2 separate regions of the Homo sapiens genome follow, and region 2 is linked to region 1. A link is a loop called in an ENCODE intact Hi-C map of the cell type or tissue named here. Cell type or tissue: ascending aorta. All regions are shown on one strand. Links, peaks and the distances in the headings refer to the core of each region. The heading gives the core; the rest is flanking DNA. Region 1 overlaps LINC02542 (long intergenic non-protein coding RNA 2542). Region 2 has its middle 44 kb from the start of LINC02542.

Region 1 (4,401 bases), core at 290-4,289:
AAGGAAAACCTCCTAATTCTATTCTCGTGGGAATTTGAATTGTAAGTAGGAGAAATAACAATGGCCCACAGGCCAAAGAAGGAAATGGTAAAATTCCTAAATGACTACAGTTGAAAGATCAAGAACAGTGTAAAATATTTGTGTTTTTCCAGTTTTCTGTGTGCTGATGCACAAGATGCATCTCTGCACCATGAAGTATTCCTGATGAATTGATATGAAGTAGCACCACGCCACTCTGGCAACATTACATATCTATTAAGTGCTATTGCTAAACCATAAACACTGCACATGCAGTAGCGTTTGGGAGTTTAGAGCTTGGTTCTCCTGCCAGCCAGACTGCACTTAAACACAAGCTCTTCTCTCTCCACATCACCCTGGAAAGTGATTTAAACACTGTGAGCCTCAGTTTCCTCATCTAGGAAATAGAAATAATAACAGTACTTTCTTCAAAAAGTTGTGTGGATTAGCTAAAGTAGTATATTTAAAGTATCTGGAATAGCACCTGGTATGAAGCACACAATATATGCTAGCTATTATTATCACTATCATTATACCAGTAATAGCTATGTTACTTTCAGGTGTAAATAGGAATTTTTTATACTTTAAAATAGATTTTCTTAAGTTCAATGGGAAATTAATCATCCAGATAAATATATGACATAGAAAATTATCACGAAAATAATCAGATATTTTACTTTCCTTTTTATTCCACAATTCAAATATATACATTCTATATTGGTCAATTATGTATGTATTTATTATAAAAATATAACAAAGTAGATAGTATATTTGTATGATTTAATTATATGTATAGTTTTGATTTTATATTGTGAGCCTATAGATCCTAGTGGAGTTGACTGAAAAGGAGACATGTAAATTGGCTGAGAAATGGCAATAAACAGACAGTTGCAGAGCTGAGGTTAAGAATAGCTCCATTTGGCCAGGCACGGTGGCTTATGCCTATAATCTCAGCACTTTGGGAGGTCGAGGCAGGTGGATCACCTAAGGTCAGGAGTTTGAGAACAACCTGGACAACATGGTGAAACCTCGTCTCTACTAAAAAAAAAAAAAAAAAAAAATTAGCTGGGCATGGTGGCACATGCCTGTAATCCCAGCTACTCGGGAGAGTGAGACTCCATCTCCAAAAAAAAAAAAAAAAAAAAAAAAAAAGAATAGCTCCAGCTTTTTGCCATTCTATTTAAAAAAAGGAACAAAACAAAGTTAGTGGGATCTGTTATTTTGCCTGGCAAGCATTAGACAATTACATGGGTGAATGAATGAGTGAATGAATGAATAAAATTAGTTGTCCCAGTTTGTTTTCAGGCTTTCCTACTGATATTATTTCCCTCCATTCCATTCTTTAATTTTCCTTCTCAAATATCGGCTTACATATTATCTTAAGGAAACTAACACAGGAACAGAAAATCAAATACTGCATGTTCTCACTTATAAGTGGGAGCTAAATATTGAGCACACATGGACACAAAGAAGGGAGCAACAGACACCAGGGCATACTTGAGGGTGGAGGTGGGGAGGAGGGAGAAGATCAAAAAACTACCTCTCAGGTACTACACACTTACTACCTGGATGACAAAATAATCTGTACACCAAACCCCCGTGACATGCAATTTACCTGTATAATGAACCTGCATATGTATGCCTGAACCTAAAATAAAAGTTTTTAAAAAGGTTCACATGTGAAAAGCAAAAGCTTTTGAATTGATCACAAAACAAATAATATAAGAAAAAATATATGTTCACTTGTTTCATAAAATAACCCTCGCTTTCCTCAAACTCTTATTTTTTCCATCCCATCCAATATGCTTGGCATAATTCTCTCCCATGCCTCTTTTTTCCCCAATGATTACCTCAATTCTCTCACAAAACTTAAGTTTAAAGTGTTTTCCTACCTACCATAATCATAATCAGTACACAATTCCCACCCTGGAATAAAGGATGAAATAAATGTGAGAAAACATCATGCAGTGATCACTCTGTTCATCTGTTTTCTTAGGATTTAGGCTCCAGCAGCTCTGAGACCAGGTCTTCTGAAATTGTGAATGCTCAATAAACATGATTTGGAACAGTCTTGCTTTGAGGACTACAGCGCTCTGTGTGACTATCCTTACTCCAGGTTACCACTGCCTGGATGAGGCTTACTCCTCTTTATATTTCCACTTGTTTCTGTTTTTCTGTTTTCTTACAGACTACAGTCAGGGCCAGAAATATCCTCAGTCTACCCTTTACTCAGCTAAGGGTGTCTCCTCCCTTCTTCATTTTGCTTGCTATTAAACAGAGCTTTTTATAGTGCCCAGAGGGTGTCAGCCTTCTCAGATGAATTACTTTTCCTGAAAAAGAAAAAAGAGGAAATAAAATAATAAAATGATTCATGATCTTGACCCTTGGGACTGGAAAGTAATGTCTCACTGAGTGAAAAGGCAGCACAAAACTCTAGAGAAACTGCAGTTTATATTTCAGTTCATACCTGTTAACTTTCCAGCAGTTGGTGGAAATTATTGCAAAGGAACAAGAAAGAATTTGGCCATGGTGTATGGAAATAACAATAAAAAACTATAAATAAAAACGTAAGGAAAGCAATCATTGCTAGTCCAGCTACTGTTAGCATTCAGTTATTGGTTCATTTATTCATTCAGGATATAATAATCTCTCAGAAAAGTTTATTCCAAAACATCACTCCTAATAACTCCCTTGTCATCTTATTTATGTGAAGTGGACTTATTAATCCTAGCACTAAAAGACAAAAATGTGAAAGTAAAAATAGAGTAAACCAGAGTGTAAGAACGAGGTCAAATTATTTTACCAATTTGAATATAAAAATTATTCAAGATTGGTCAGGGGCTGTGGCTCATGCCTGTAATCCCAGCACTTTGGGAGGCTGAGGTGGGTGGATCGTTTGCAGTTCCTAGGATGGGAGTTCGAGACCAGCCTGAGCAACATGGCAAACCCCATCTCCACTAAAAATACAAAAATTATCCGGGCGTGGTGGCACGTGCCTGTAGTCCCAGCTATGGGACGCTGAGGCATGAGAATCACTGGAACCCAGGAGGTGGGTGTTGCAGTGAGCAGAGATTGCACCACTGCACTCCAGCCTTGGCGACAGAATAAGACTCTGTCTCAAAAATAAATAATTTTTAAATATATATATATATATATATATGTTAAAGATTAATTGAATAAGAAATGGGAAAAATTGAAAAGACTAAGTCGAGTCACTCCTTTTTTTTAATTTTAAGTATGTCACACTATTTCAATTAAAAAATTGTACTTATTTTAAATATAGCTTACCTTTATATTGTATGTTTAGAATTTTACCCCTTTGTTCATTTACAAATAAACATTTATTAAATATCCACTCTGGACTAGGCAATGAAGTAAATAAAACAATTTCTCACCGCAATGAGCTCATATTTTAGAAGAGAAACAAGTAAACAAAAATATAATAAAATATGTAAAGCATAATAATAAAGACTTCACAAGATCAGAGATGGCTCAACAAAGGATAGGATAACTCTCAGGGGAGTTAATGGACAAAAATGAATAGAACGTATCAGTCAGCCTTGGTAGTGAAGAAAATTCTGGGAAGGAAATGAACCATATGCATAAAGCCATGGACACATGAGCTAACATGAAGTATCCTAAGAACTGCAAGCCATGTGAAATAGTTGGAGCATGTGGGAAGGAGGTAGATGATGAGGTTGCAGAGCATGCCAGGGCCATGGTCACAAACAGTTCAAATGCACTGTTAGGAAACAGCCAGCTCCATGGGCATGGGACTTATGCAACTGCACAGGGCCCCACATTTAGAAGCACTCTATACTTAGTTTACTGCTCTGCTATTACTATCTTGAAGGTTTTACTTTTTGAACAAGAGGCCCTGCACTTTTATTTTGTACTGGGTCCCACAATCTATGGCCCTCCTCATGTTAAAGATTTTTATTTTATTTTATTTTATTTTATTTTATTTTATTTTATTTATTTTATTTTATTTTATTTTATTTTAATTTTTTTTTGAGACAGAGTCTTACTCTGTCACCCAGGCTGAAGTGCAGTGGTGCGATCTCTGGTGGAGATCGCTGCAACCTCCACCTCCCAGGTTCAAGCGATTCCTATGCCTCACCCTCCCAAGTAGCTGGGACTACAGGTGTGTGCCAGCATACCTGGATAATTTTTGTATTTTTAGTAGAGATGGGGTTTTGCTGTGTTATTCAGGCTGGTCTTGAACTCCTGACCTCAAGTGATCCACTTGCCTTGGCCTCCCAAAGTGCTGGGATTACAGGCATGAGCCACCATGCCCAGCCAAAGATTTTAAATAGTAAGTATTTCCGGAAAAAAAAATGAACAACAAAACCTAATCCTCCTTAGACTATTTGTGACTGTTTG
Region 2 (4,401 bases), core at 203-4,202, 68 kb after region 1:
CATTCACCAGGACTGTTGCATAGATTACATAGGACCTCTTTTGTTCATTAGGTAACTGTCTAGCATGGAGACGCAATTGTTTCCTGTCATGTTTTCTTCAGAACCTAAACTTTCGAGGCATTCGGGCCTTGAGCAAGCGCCTGAGCTCATCTCAGGGTGAGGTATTTCGTGTACTGACCCAGCAAAATATTTTATAATCCATTTCCTAATCCAGGAAAAGCTGAGTCTTACCCTTGCATAAACCCAAAATTTGCCCTGAAAAACAAATGTGATTAAATAAAACAATTGGAAAAAGATTTGCTTTGTTCTGCTGCTAAGATTCAACATTTGCCCAATAGCCACAGCCAGCCTAGCCATCAGGAATCGTGGCCAAGGTATGCAGGCAGCCAAGCTCATTCCTTCACACCTGACACAGACACCAGACTTTTCTGCATCTCTTCCTGGCCCTTTAGGAGAAGCAGAGACTACTATTGGTTCCTTTACTATCAAAGACAGACACCAAAAGCTCCTCAAATCTCCAGAGAATGTGAAGTTTATCATTTCTAAGTATACTGGACAAACTCTTTTTTTTTCTGATTTAACTAGTAATATGTCATCTGGAAAAGCTATTTTGTCATAAATTAGAAAGAGCATCAAGAAGAAATAAAAATTATTTTGCTCCAACATGTACATGGAGAAAAGGTAAGTGGAAGAGCAGAGGGGAGGGGAAGGGAGGCCATTAGCAAAGGCCACCACTAGCTAAGGTTTGTGCTGGAAACTTCTTTAAGCAGATGTTGATTTCACATGCTGCATTTGATACACGTGTCTCCTGATAAAAGCAAAGGGAATGAAATTACAAAGTCCAACACTGTCATCACCACAAAGCAATATGCAAATTATGGTCTTAAAATAAGTGTCTGAGAGACCTGGGTAGTTTCATCCATACAAAGGCAATTTCTTTGTCATCCTCTTACTGATTAACTACACTAATCTCCGGTGAAGCGAGCTTGGGATTCCTACAAAGTACAATGTTGTGATCCATGACATTTAAGACATGGAAGGGGCCTCTCCAGAAATGAGCCACTGGGCTGAGCCTGGGCAGAAAATAGACTGCAATGAGTCACACAATGTAAGACGGCACAAAAGATGATTCACCATGTCTAAAGGAAAATAAATAGGAGTGAATGGCTAGTGTACTCAGGGAAACTCAGTCCCAATGGGCAGAGTTTATTGGTCTGCATCACTCTGAGTTCCGTCATGGAGCTGTTGGGATGAGGTGATGGTGCTGGAAATGCTGAAACGGTGAGGGGGTGAGGAAGCAGCTCCTTTTGGGGCAGTAGCAGTGCAGTAGCTGCTTGTTTCCAGTTAAGGATCTCTGTGGCAGGGGGATACATCCGCACTGGATGCTCTGAAGTGTATGATGTGAAATGATTTATCCAGAAGGCTGCACAGCTGGCATCAGATAAAACATTTGGAACCACTTTAGCTGTGCATTACCTAGAGGCAGCATTCTCTTCCTCGATGCTGAATTTAAACCATTCCTGTCATTTCAGACTCTCTAATGAAATCTGTTTCTCACAGGATGTCTCTGTCTTGGAAATGGCATGTGGTCTCCTTGCAAAATGAAAAGGAATTTAAAGCATATAAATCACCTGTTTTTCTTCCTCTCTCACCCTACACACACACACACACACACACACACATACACACAGACACACACACACACACACCCTTTCTGTTAAAAAAATTTCAGAACAGAAGAAGAAAAGCATGGAAGTGATAAAGGTATGCTTCTCAGAACAGGGAATGGTGAGGGAGGAGTGGCTACTGCCTGTCAATAGCTCACAAGCAGCAATGCTGACTGCCAAATGACTCATGCAAAAGTCCCAGAGGGATCGGTTCCCTCAGTCGCCCTTTAGGAGAGAGAGACAGAAAACGTGATATAAATGTTCCCACAGAATCACGGCTTTGTCAGATCCAAGGCTTATGCTGCTGCTCACTATGCTGGAGTGTAAATAAGTTGATGTGCCCTATCGTAGCTAAAAACCTAACAGAAAACATTCAAAACACTCACATACATACTTGTACACAATTCAAGCTCCAATGCGAAAGTATAAATAGTCTGAGTCTCTCCTGTTCTATGCTTGAATATTAAAGTAAGTTTTAAAGCCTTCCAATATTACTTGATGCAATTTAAAAGCTAAATCTATATTGTGATATTACTATCTTTATCTCAACTATAATTCCAAAACCACTTCAAGAAACTAAAAATCAAGTTTAAGCAGAACCCAGGAAGGGCTGCAGTTTGAAGTCTAAACACAAATGCTCTTTACTATTGGTAAATAGGGGCCTTACTTCCATTGATTATAAGCCACAGTTACAAGAACACCACATCTTTAACTTTTCCCATATACCTTGGTTTTCCATGGTGATGATGCTACTGCTTACCATAGTTCTTCACCTCGCCTGGAATTAGCCAAAGAATTGGATGCTATTTTCAAGGGTGCTAGAAAAGACACCTAGGGCTCGGCCCAATTTGTAACAGTACAACAAATGGTTAGTGAGCCTTGTTTGTCTGAGTACCCTCCTTCCTCCACACAATGTGGCTCAGAAACAGCAGCTAAGTAGAGGCTTCTGTGCCCCTCTCTTAAGGTGAACAGACAGGGAGGACACCAGGAGCCCTTATCAATGATGGTTCAGTGAGAAATGGGAAGAGTTTTGTTGTTTTTTGTTTAAAGAAGCAGACCCTCTGAATACTTTCCTAGAGAGCCCAAACCATTCAGGTTGCTTGATCTCTTGAGTTGCCAGGGTTTTCTATCCAGGCCTTTGGCCAAAACTGCTGTGGTCACCATGCATTGTGAGATTACAGTGCTCAAATAGTTAATGTGGCTGAAAGCTTCCACTGGACATTTTATGGGAGGTGACACAAAGCCACTGGGGAAGAAACTGGTTCTTCATAGGAAGTCCTAAAGCCCTACACCATAAATCACTTCAGGTGTCAAAACATCTTCTTAAGCCACATCATCAATGTTTCTGGCTTTCATTAACACAAGCAAAACCACCTGCAGTCCTCACTACCAAAACTAAGAGCTTTAGTCTTCCTGAGGTTCTACCATGTTTCTTATCCATATTAATTATTGCAGAAACACCTAAACCCTTCACTCATTGCTTAGTGTCAGGCTTGCCATCTAAAGTATGTTTTCAGAAATGTCAAGCAGTTTTTGGCCACCGAGTGTATGTCAGTGTATTCTGGCGGATACAAATTATTGTTTTGCGTTACTTACCATATTATCTTGCAATAAAAGACCTGCAAACTCATCACAAGATCAACTGCAAAGTCATCTACAGAATGTAACCATATCTATAATGACAAAGAAAACATTGTTATATTACCAAGTCAAAATATCCTACACTGGCGCTATCCTACACATTGTACGGCCAATTATAAATATCTTTCTGGTGGTTTTAGCCCAAGTAAAAGTTACCCCAGTGAAGGTGTGTTAATGAAGTCCACTCCACTCCCTGCCTGGTTACTAAAACCTTTACTCAATGCTCAGAACAAAGTCTGATTAATTCTTCACTGACTTTCAGAATACAAACAGTATCCGTATTTTCTCTTCCATTAAAACAAGCAGTGATTAGCAGACCCTGGCAATACATACTCAGTCATTCAAATCTCTTTAGAAGGTACTGAAAGATACTTTGTAGGCAAGAGTCATGAAACCAAGATTTCAGGGTCAAGTACAAAACAGGCACAACTCTTAAGTATATTCCTTTTCTAATAAAAAGTATTTTCAGATCTCTTATATTAAAATAGAAAATAGTTTTGGTTGTTCTGACAGCAGTTTATCATACTGGCTCCGTCCTGAGCTTTCTAGTGCTAGGGTCTGGCCATGTCTGTGCTTTCCGCAAGGAGTCACAGTAACTTAATATTCTTCTACAATGTTTGAAGGGGACCGTTAGCTATATATGGCCTGGGCCCAGATCTGTGTCTTCCTTTCCTAGGCTTATTTTCAAATAGAAAATAAAAATAAGTCCCACTTATGTCAAAGAGTTTCAAAGAGCTTTGTATTTAAAAAAAAAAACACAACTAATTTTGATGGCAACTCACTGAAATAAGGAAAAGGTGTTAACAAGATTCTTATTGGAAGATTGCAATACTAGGCAGGGAAGGCCATGGTATGCTGACAAGCATATTGCAGTACAGTTGAACAATAATTTGATAAATATCATAAGTCAAAAATGTATTTAATACACCTAACCTACTGAACACCCTAACTTAACCTAGCATACCTTAAAGGTGTTCAGAAATTACATTAGCCTACAGTTGGACAAAATCATCTGGTACAGAGTACACTGTAGAGTACTGGTTAGTTACCCTCGTGATATTATGGCTGCCTCGGAGCTGCAACTCACTGATAC

Evidence for each region. Peaks named below come from ENCODE experiments on the same cell type or tissue, not always from the same donor. Only the 100,000 strongest peaks of a DNase experiment are listed, where the experiment ranks them.
Region 2: a loop joins it to region 1, with 2.2 times the contacts of the local background. A loop is called at or near these places in 2 of 110 quality-filtered maps.

What each region holds. Positions count from the first base shown.
Region 1 is chr6:82,074,721-82,079,121 of GRCh38, forward strand. The region is part of intron 1 of LINC02542 (long intergenic non-protein coding RNA 2542); the gene reads right to left. All of the region lies in intron 3 of LOC107986617 (a long non-coding RNA gene), which reads left to right. Among named protein-coding and RNA genes, the nearest start is that of LINC02542, 25 kb to the right of the region's middle. In ascending aorta, for the core only: a CTCF peak has its summit at 2,279; no DNase peak of the experiment used is centred there; H3K27ac peaks cover 1,015 bases.
Region 2 is chr6:82,143,278-82,147,678 of GRCh38, forward strand. No RefSeq gene overlaps it. Among named protein-coding and RNA genes, the nearest start is that of LINC02542, 44 kb to the left of the region's middle. RefSeq lists an enhancer at 909-2,108. In ascending aorta, for the core only: no CTCF peak of the experiment used is centred there; DNase peaks (open chromatin) are centred at 1,184 and 1,854; H3K4me3 peaks cover 959 bases; H3K27ac peaks cover 2,144 bases.